Linked DNA regions of Homo sapiens: region 1 is linked to region 2. Evidence: chromatin contacts called from ENCODE Hi-C or POLR2A ChIA-PET data. All regions are on one chromosome and are shown on one strand. The core of a region is the stretch at or near the end of the contact, and the rest is flanking DNA. Distances in the headings are between cores, read along the strand shown. Region 1 overlaps MEIS1 (Meis homeobox 1). Region 2 overlaps MEIS1 (Meis homeobox 1).

Evidence for each region. Hi-C counts contacts between places; a loop is a spot of excess contacts on that map. ChIA-PET counts read pairs that join two places held with the same protein, here RNA polymerase II (POLR2A). Pooled maps may share reads with other maps.
Region 1: a map of heart left ventricle shows a loop between it and region 2 (2.2-fold over the local background). The contact joins two enhancer-like sites. A Hi-C loop is called at or near these places in 4 of 168 maps with a recorded cell type or tissue (ascending aorta, heart left ventricle, posterior cingulate gyrus and 1 more) and 3 of 50 pooled maps. POLR2A ChIA-PET finds 5 or more read pairs at or near these places in 2 of 52 experiments (AG04450 and common myeloid progenitor, CD34-positive).

What each region holds. Positions count from the first base shown.
Region 1 is chr2:66,493,112-66,497,933 of GRCh38, forward strand. All of the region lies in intron 7 of MEIS1 (Meis homeobox 1), which reads left to right. Among named protein-coding and RNA genes, the nearest start is that of MEIS1-AS2, 55 kb to the left of the region's middle. Within about 2 kb of position 3,065, at least 17 of the 41 ENCODE cell types and tissues checked have a DNase peak (open chromatin) inside an H3K27ac peak, as active enhancers do.
Region 2 is chr2:66,459,977-66,464,764 of GRCh38, forward strand. MEIS1 (Meis homeobox 1) reads left to right here. Exons shown (of 13, transcript NM_002398.3): 7 at 4,133-4,244. Among named protein-coding and RNA genes, the nearest start is that of MEIS1-AS2, 22 kb to the left of the region's middle. RefSeq lists an enhancer at 1,031-3,984. Within about 2 kb of position 2,435, at least 2 of the 41 ENCODE cell types and tissues checked have a DNase peak (open chromatin) inside an H3K27ac peak, as active enhancers do.

The DNA.
Region 1 (4,822 bases), core at 1,815-4,314, 34 kb after region 2:
ACTTTAAATTCTATAACACTAGTTTGCTTAAGATATCAGCTGCTATACGGTAAAGTTTTTAAGGCAGCTGTAATTTGCGGAAATGCTGGCATTTACTTTTTCCATAGTCTTATCTTGAAGGCATAAATTGGAACTAAATCTGGGTTCAAGCCCCTTCTCATTTCTCTGGTACTCTTCCAGTAATATAGTTAACATTTGGATAAGGACGCATATTATGATTCTATCTATAGTTATTTACCCTCTCCCAGTTTAACATGAAGCCTTGCTAGCTTCCTAACTATAATATTTCCACCTTATTTTTTAGTTATGTGTTGGACCCTGAGTTGTCTTAAGGACTGAGGAATTTAAGACTCATTAATATTTTTATTAGTGTTATTTCCTTATAAATGAATTATCCCTTTCAGCTAACTATATCTTTAGAAAATGATCTTGGTTTTCTTCCATCATCATATCAATAATAATAAAATTAGCTAAGAAGTTGTAATTACTCTTCCTATATTCTCTGTGATGTGCTTAAATAGAATATCCACTTATTATGATGTTAATTTCCATTTATTACAAATGAGCAGGAACAAAATGTTCCTAACTGTCTGACTCCACCTTTTCCTGCACATTATGACTCCCCTATAAGTAAACCACACAGCCCACTATCGTATGTTCTCTAATGTACTTTCTAATAAATAAAGCCAGCTTAAAAAAAGATGTTATTCATTACATGTAAAATGATCATTTGAATTGCTTTTACTCTGAGTGACCCATGCATCACTTAATCAGACCCATTTAAACAGAGAGAGAAAGAGAATATGAGAACTGAGTGATCTGTCTGTATTTCATTTGGTGGCAATATGGGCAGAATTTAGTCTAAGAATGATTCTTTAGCCATCTAATTGTTTCCTGAAAAAAAAGTCTTATCTTCAGCATATATAGGTGGTGGTATGATGGGCTGTATAGAAATATAAGTTTAATCTGACTAGTGAAGATCATACTTCATCAGTTCACTTGTGACAAAAAAAGAGTGGCATGATCTCAAAGTTGTTCTCAGCCTTCTCACTCCTTTCAATCAGTTGAATCAACAAATCGATCACTTGTTCCATATGTAATAGCTCTCCCCGTGTAGAAATGAAGAGTTAGCAAACCTCTAGAATGCAAGACCAAATTCTTTGTTAAAGTTTTCTTATAATGAATTCTGTCTATTCCGCATATATGGAAAAACTCAGGGTAAGACACTTAACTTTTTTTCTGTAGAGAAACGAAAGCTGTAAAGGCAAAGGTATTTTTCTACTGCCTCCCCTTCCCACAAACCACTGTATTACTCTAAAGAAATTTATTATCTCAATCTGCTATTCATCTAACAAACTCCAACTGCCTGCTAGTACCAGGCCCTGAGGAAATACAATACTGAACAAGACTCATTTACTATGCTCAAAGAGCTTATAGTCTGGTAGGAATGCTGCATATAAACAGGCCGTGTAAAGGTGGTGTAATATCAGCTATAATTCGCACATGGAAAATGCACCTACCTCTGTATTGGAGGATCCCGGAGGAAGTTCTCCCATAGTCAGGGAATGTTTTACAGTACTTCATGTTTTCCCAAGAACTTTCACATATATGATCTCGCTTGTTCCTCATAACACCCCTTTGAATTAGCCAGTTCCTTATCACCATCACGTCTTTGTGGGTAGAAGAAGGAAGGCTCAGCAAATTGAGTCACTTCATGAAGAGTACCCAGACCGACCTGAGACTGAGGACCCAGGTTCTGACCTTAAGGTTAGTCATGAATGCATATGTTTGGGGAAGTAGGGGAACTTGGAAAGACGAGAAATAGTGGCCCGGTGTTGCGAAATTACTGTTTGACCATCTGGAAATTTGCCCCTGGTTCACAGCCAGGTTTCAGAAGACATGGAACAATCATTCCACATTCACATAGCCTAAGCACAGATTCAGAATGCCCACTTTCCCTCTTCTGACCTTTTTTTTTTTTTTTTTTTTTTTTTTTTAAACTAAGGAAAAGAAGCAAGTCTAGAAGACAGGCAATTAGCATGATCACTCAGGCCAGTTTTTATAATTTTGGTTTTCATCCAAACTAGTCACATTTCATACTTTTAAAGTTTTTAGGCTTTTCTGCTGGAGATCATCTTCCTCACACTGTGATTCTTAAAGGTTATGTATTTTTTTTACCCTGATCATACTTACGTCTTTTGACAAGAGAGAAGACGGACATCCAGCTTTGGGTCTGCAGTGATCCATCATTCAACTTCCGGTCTTTTTCATCATATTAGATTGTGCTAGTACTTGCTCTTTCCTTAAGCTATCTCCATTACAGGAGGGGGAACTTATTGCCCCAAATATAACAGAGATGCCTGACTTATGGAGAGTTACTTCAGAGATGTTTCTGGAAGAAAGAGTTCTTTGGGTATAAATGAGAAACAAGGGGACAGTTGTGTTTCCCACACCATATTTTGGTATCTAGCATGTAAATTATACTCTCATAGACCACCTGGATCTGAATGGCTGCGATCTGGGGCCCTTTCCCAGTTTTGCATGGCAGATGAGGAAAATGCAGGAAACGCTGAGGCTTTGAAGATGTGCTAGAACCTCAGCAACACAGAGCCACTGAGCAGCAAGAGGAGGCTGAGACAGGGCAGAAACACCCCCACTGTTAAGAGTGATGAGGGTTTGGAGCACCTAATCTGGATCTAGAAATTGGCCGCTGTGCAGGCAGCTGGGTGGTTCAAGATCTAGCACCCAAAGAGTGTAGCAAGTTCAGGCCTGGGCATTTCGGCATAACCAGTCTGGTAGGTGGGGCCAGCAAGAAGGAATTCTAGGCCACAGGCCAATTCAGAAGTCAGGCAGGCCTACGATTGGTATTCGGAGATCTGTTTGGGAAGAGATGATCATCCCTCCAGCTGGCAGCACAGGAGAGCAGTATTCAGTTCTGGGGAAAGAAAGGGCTGGGCCAGGGGAGGGGAAGAGAGATTCCCAGCCAGCTGATGTTGGAGAGAAGACTAGATCCAGAAGAGGACCAAGAGCAGAGAAGGAAGTAATTCCTTGGTTTCTGTGACTTCTTTCTCACCCAAGATAGATTTCAGGTTAGCACACTGTGACGTCATCACTGAAAACCTCTCCCCTCCCCTCGGGCGTGGGGGGCAGTGTGTGACTGTTCTTTACTCCAGGCTGGTGATTCAGGAGGCAGCCTTGTTTGTGTTTCCGTATGCCTCCTGCAGGGGAGACTTGCTTTTCTTTGATACATAAATGGTGAGTGAAAAGTAACTCTCCTGTGAGCTTGGTCTCTTTTTTGCTCTTCTCTGGTCGAGCAGCCTGACCAGGCCTGGTCAGTGTGAATTGCCCAATTTCATAGTGTGCACGGGGGTCTCAGGAGAGGGCAATTGCCTCATAACTTTTCTATTAGCAGAATTTCAGATTCCTGACGTGGAGCGATACTTGAAAACCATTTGCGTGATGCTGGGAAATGTTTGCTTTGTCCTTCTTTATGTCCTAGGCATGGGCATTTTTGTCATTTCACTGGGGACTACTTGTAGGCTCTGAAAGCAGGAAGGGGCTTCTCTCAGGCCATGCCCTAGCTAAGCGAGGATTCCCCTCTGTATTTGGATAGCTGGTTGCTCAAGTTCCAACCCTTACATGAGGTTTTTCTGTATGATTTTCTCCTTTATGTTTTGGAGGCACACTCGGGAACGTTCTCGTTTTTTTTTGTTTGTTTTGCAATGTGGCTATTTTTGACTTTACAAAGCATTGGAACTGGCATCCTCCCATTCTTGTGAACTTTCTCTGGATCTGTAAATACTTGGTATTTGTTTTCTTCCTTGTACATTTCAGGGGTGGTTTTTATATTTAACTTTGACTAAGATACACTCACATGCTACTCTGAGAGTACATGCTTCGGTGTCTCTTTTTTCTTTGCCTTCAGTAAAAAGGATAAGATTCAGGGAAGGTTTATGAACTCACTTTATGGGTCAGACATGTGCTGGCTGTGGAGAGCATACAGCAATAAGAAAGGACTGTCTCTACCCTCAGATACCTTTCTAGAGGTTAAAGAAATGCACCTTGATCATTATCATTGTCTCTAATGGAGTAAATGGAAAGGGTAGTGGTAGAATGGTTAGGAGTTTAGCCTCAAGTCAGATCTGGGTTGAATCCACAAGGATTTGTATTCCTTATCTGTATAGCAGCCTATTTCCTTATCTGTGCATTAGGGACATTCAAAGGATTAAATGAGATACTTCAGAAAAGCAAGGATTGTGAGAATTAATTGATCAAAGATCAATGCCAATCTCAGTTTCTGGTATCTAGTAAGTGCTCAATAAATGTTAGTTTTTAGTACTGTTTCTATTATTCTTATTGTCTAGAGAAGAGATGGAAAGTTAGTCCTGTTTTTCGGTAGTGTGTCTCACTTTTCCTGGATCTGAAAGATACTTTCTTAAATGATATAACTTTTTTCCTTATCAGTAAAACAAAAATCTTTGCTGTTAAAAACTGCTGCAGAGGCTTGGCATGGTGGCTCATGCCTGTAATTCCAGCACTTTAGGAGGCTGAGACAGGAGATTTGCTTAAGCTTAGGACTTCGAGAGCAGCCCAGGCAACATGTGAGACTCCATCTCTAAAATAAGATGAATAACATAAAAAATTAAAACTGCTGCAGAAATATTATTTAGAAGGCAGAGGGTGAGTTATCATAAATTAACCTATTTTGTGTGGGAAATGAAAACTTGTACTAGTAAAAATTGCTTTCCAATGTATCCTCATCCACCAATTGGCTGCCAGCTTAATGTGATGGGACTATTTAGGCAGCACTGCCACCCATTGT
Region 2 (4,788 bases), core at 1,185-3,684:
CTGTGGAGGAGGGAATTATCCAAGGAATACCTGGAAAGTGATAAGAGGTCCTGACCTCTGTCCAAATTTAAGGCATAGATTGAAAAAGAGTGAATGGTAGAAGAAAAAAAAGTCACCAGTGGTAACTTTATTCAGGAAGCCAAGATAGTTTTTGAAGTTGCAGTTTGTTTGTTGGGATGTTGGTGGCATAGTGACTAATGAACAATTCAGATTCATTCCCTAAGCACTTGGTGCCTGCTGAACATGAGCCATGCATTGTGCTGAGCTAGGAAAGGAGAAGACAGAGAAGATTAAGATACCATTCTCACTCATGGAGGAGTCAGGGGAGCTCATTCTTTCTATTTTACTACCAGATGCCAGTAAGATTGCCTTAGAGATTGAAAATACCATACATGGAATCAGAAAAAACCCCAAACAACTTATTTTGAAGTGTTCTTAAGAAACGATAGAAGAAAATGGGAGTGTTCTAGCTGTCAAAGAGAGAAGATATGAGGAGAATCATAGCTTGCTTCAAATATTTTAAATGGCTGTCTCTTGGGGCCCTAGAACTAGAAAAAACATGAGCAAAAATTAAGTTAGTTTATATATTATATATCGATCAAGAAGAACTTACTGATGGAGTGCAGTTTCTAGCTGCCTGCCTCCATTTATGACAATAGAAATAGTGTCTGGAGGACACTGGCTGTCAATAACAAGTTAGAGTGTACATTCAGTGATCTTTCAGGTCTTTCCAGCAAAAGATTTTTTTTTCCCAACAACTTCTTTGTTGTTGTTGTTGTTGTTGTTGTTGTTCTTGTTGTTTTGTCTAGCCCTGTGAACATCTCCTAGAGCAGTGGTTCTCAAATTTTGAGAGCACTGTATACCTGTTTGAGAATCTGATAAAAAGTTTTGAACCCTATCCTTTGGGAAAAATATGCAAGTATCCACATAAACCCAAATATTATTCCAACAAGACCACCCTAAAATCTTCCATAGGTGATTCTGGACCTCAGGTTAAGACCTCTTGTCTTACTGGATTTCCAATAAATGAGAACGCAGCCATTGCTTACTCTGAAATTATATACATTGAAGAAAAAAGCCTCTTTGGGACTTAATTTAAAACCATGACTAAGGTTTTTTATTTATCTAATGCCATGCATTCTTGATTTTATTCTGTCAGCCTTACATTACAAGTGGCCCCAAGCAACTCACAACTTCACAGATATGTATGCATAATCAGATGCACATATTTTATTTTAAAAATAATAATGATGTTGTTTGGTGTAACCGCATATAGTCACAGAGATAGGTTATTGTAACTGAACTTCTCTGTCCATGGATTTGGGGGGAGTTCGTTCTGATTAGGGCTGTCTTACATATTTATACTAGAAGAGTTCATGAGCTATTTCTGATACTTAGACTTTAATCATGCTTAATGAACTGAACTAAGCATAATTCTTGTTCTGTTTTTGTAACTTTGTGGATTTCTTCTAATGCTCAGTTTCATGTGACTACTCATTCTTAAATGCTAATACACAAAAATGCTAATTCAAGAAAGGAGCACAAAAGTTAGATTTCACTTCAGAGAAGTGCATTCAGTATTCATAGGCCTTCTGGAGGAGCAAGGCTGTGAGAAGAATGATATTAGGTGAAAAATATTGGCTCCTACCTTTGGTGAACACACAAATTTAAACATATAGGTTGCACAAAATTTGGATAAACTGAGGTGGAATCCAACATTTCTTGCATGAATTCCTGTATAATGTGGCGATAGCTGTGAGAAAAGAGGAGCCCAGCATCTAAGGCCCAACACAATGAAAATGCAATGAATCGGAATGCCTCACAGATCATAGCGGAATCAGAATTTCCAGCAAGGAAAATCTTTTCATGGTGAATTAAGTGGTGGATGAAGAAAAATGGTGATGAAAAAAGGTAGGCACAGATCACAAACACTGGGCTCAGGGCTCACTGCTGAAGATTTAAGAACCTTAGCTAAAGCTATGCAGAATAGAATGTGGAAAATTGAATTTACTAAACAATTAAGCATTGAATTAATCTACATCCTGCACAGTAGAAAAGTGGGGGAGGGAGCAGAGCAGAGCTGAATAAATCAGTGGAGCTCATTAAAAGATAGTGAATATATCAGGTCTGTTGTAGCATAAAGGAGGACAGCTTCCTGTATAACAAGGAATAATTCTTTGGTTCTAAGTCACCTTTTTGGAGTCCTAGTCTTAATCAGATTAACAAACATGCTTCTGATGAGGTTGGTCTGTGGCTCTGTATTTTAGCTTGTTATCGCTAGCTTTTCTATTAATTACCAGTCAGATCACCAGTCAACAATAGTAGTGAGGGACAACATAAATAAAATGAGAGTGCCCAGGAGATGTCACTCGCAGGATCTCATGCATCCTGAAACTCCCACGGGTTCCTGCAGCCTCCCACATGTCTTGCTGGTCTTTTGTTCAATTACAGTTAATGCAATAGTTTGCCATTTTCTCTTTCTAATTATATTTTCAAGTGGGATTTGTAGCACATAGAAAAACATCCTTTTACATGTCGAGGCACCGGGGTTTTGTGCCTGGCATTGTCTGTCCCCTGGGTGCTGTACCATTCTTTCTGCAGAGCTCTGAATAAACAAGTCCCCCTTTTAGAGCTGCAGTTGTACAAACTGAAAATTTATGCATTAACTGTTTGCATTCTGAGCGTGTGTTCCAGATTACGTCTTACAGCATTCTTCTGGTATGCTGCAGAATGCGTGTGTGCAAAAAGCACTTCTTTCACAGTTCACATATCTTTCAATCTCAGAATCAGCAGATCAATTAGCACTGTTTTTGAGAATATGCATAATGGGTCATATTATACATGAGTCAAACATACAAATGGCATATCTTTCTATGACTTTATTTTCATTTTTCAGGCTGCATTAATCTTCTGGCCAAGATTATAGAATAAGTGACAGTGATGCATCTTGTTCAGAAACAGTGACTCTTTCCCTTTGATTCCTATACAGCATGCCTCTTAGATGGGATCTTTACTTTTCTCTCCCTGGGTGTCTGAGACATTTTGATCTCCTCAGCCCTTCTTATCTTCTCCAGGGTAGGAACATAGTTTTCTAGAAATAAGCAAAGAGCTCTTTGATTTCGCTAGGCATACTTAATGATATTGGAAGGGTCAGCAAACTCTACTACTATATAGTCATGAAGCCTGACCTTATATGATTGAAATGATGTATACATATTTTACATACGAGATGATCCTGTTTTCCCACTAATAATCTTGAAGATAAATATCACTTCCTAGTGAAGGACCAGCTTTGTATTTTGCATCATTCCTACTGTGCAGGATGACCAGTGACTCATGAGGCTGTTTTTGAAAGCTAGCACTAAAAGCTAATTAAAATCTTTTCTGGTGATAAAGAGAGATTTGGGAGAGGTGTCGCCATGATTGTTTTCCTCAAGAATTTATTTTACAGCCAATTTTTCCTATCTGAATGTTACTTTCAAATGCACCCAGTGATAAGAAGCAACATCTGTTTTCCGTTCAATAGTACAAGAAGGCTCTGCATGGGGCTGAGTGTACACAGTCCATGTGAATCTATTGTTATTCTCATTCCTTTTTTGTGCCTATGCCTGGTCCATTTGCCATGTACCATCCGGCAAACAGCTGACACATACTAGCTATTATGGACCCAGGCCTAATTGTGAGGTCTTAAAAGCTCTGCCATGTTTGTCTTCTAGGATGAATCAGAGGCCCCTATAAACCACAGTGTTATAGACCACCACTCTCATTTTGCATTTCCAGAGTAGCAGACTGTTGTGCCAGAGGGTTTGTTGATGTTGAAAATATAGTCAGAATCAGTGGCGGCATTTTGTTTTCCTCTTTGCCTGGAATGTTTTTGTTTTCCTTAGTAATAAAGCATGCAATTACTTACAGAATAACTATTTGTAGATATTATTTTAGCTTGGAAGCAGAAACTGGCAAATTATAAATGTGCCAATGCAGCTCTGAGCTGGAACCATGGTTGAAGGGGGATGGGAAAGGTGGCATGGTTATGTGCTCCAGCCCTCCATGGCTTTGTCATTATGCCATGGGATCCTACCAATAAGGGTTCACAGATGCCTCTTATTTGGGTTTCTGATTTGTGCCCCCACAGCCCTCTTGGAACAGAGATCATGATGACACGGCATCTACTCGTTCAGGAGGAACCCCAGGCCCTTCCAGCGGTGGCCACACGTCACACAGTGGGGACAACAGCAGTGAGCAAGGTAGGAGAGATGTTATTCTCTTTTGCTACTTGTTTCATTTTTAAGGATTGAAAAATCAGAAATGTCTAGTGAGTTACTAAGTATACAGTTTTTCCTAGAAGATAAACCCCCTTTAACTTGAGAATCAGCTCATCTTATTTTATTCTCTGACCCTGCTCTTCTGTGCTATTCCAGCTGCTTAACTGTCTGTCACCTGGCCAGCTTCATAAAACAGGGTAGTGAATTGACTCAGGGCAAGATTAGAGAAGTAGCTTAGAAGTTTGAATGTGAATAAATAGTATGCCATTCATACCCTGCTATACAAATAAAAAGTATTATTACTACTTGCCCTCAGAGGCTTTTCAAGAGCTCATGAAGAAACATCCACTAGGATTCCAAGTTAATGATGTCTTAGGATGCTTATAAGGCTGTGAGCCCTTTAGTAGCACATGCTCGGCTTCCCTCTCCACTGGGTTGAAGTCATTTTTTTCTGGTTTTACTTATCTGAATCTCCTAAGTGCTTGACTTCATTGCAAAGCCAGACTAAATAAAATTTAGGAAGACA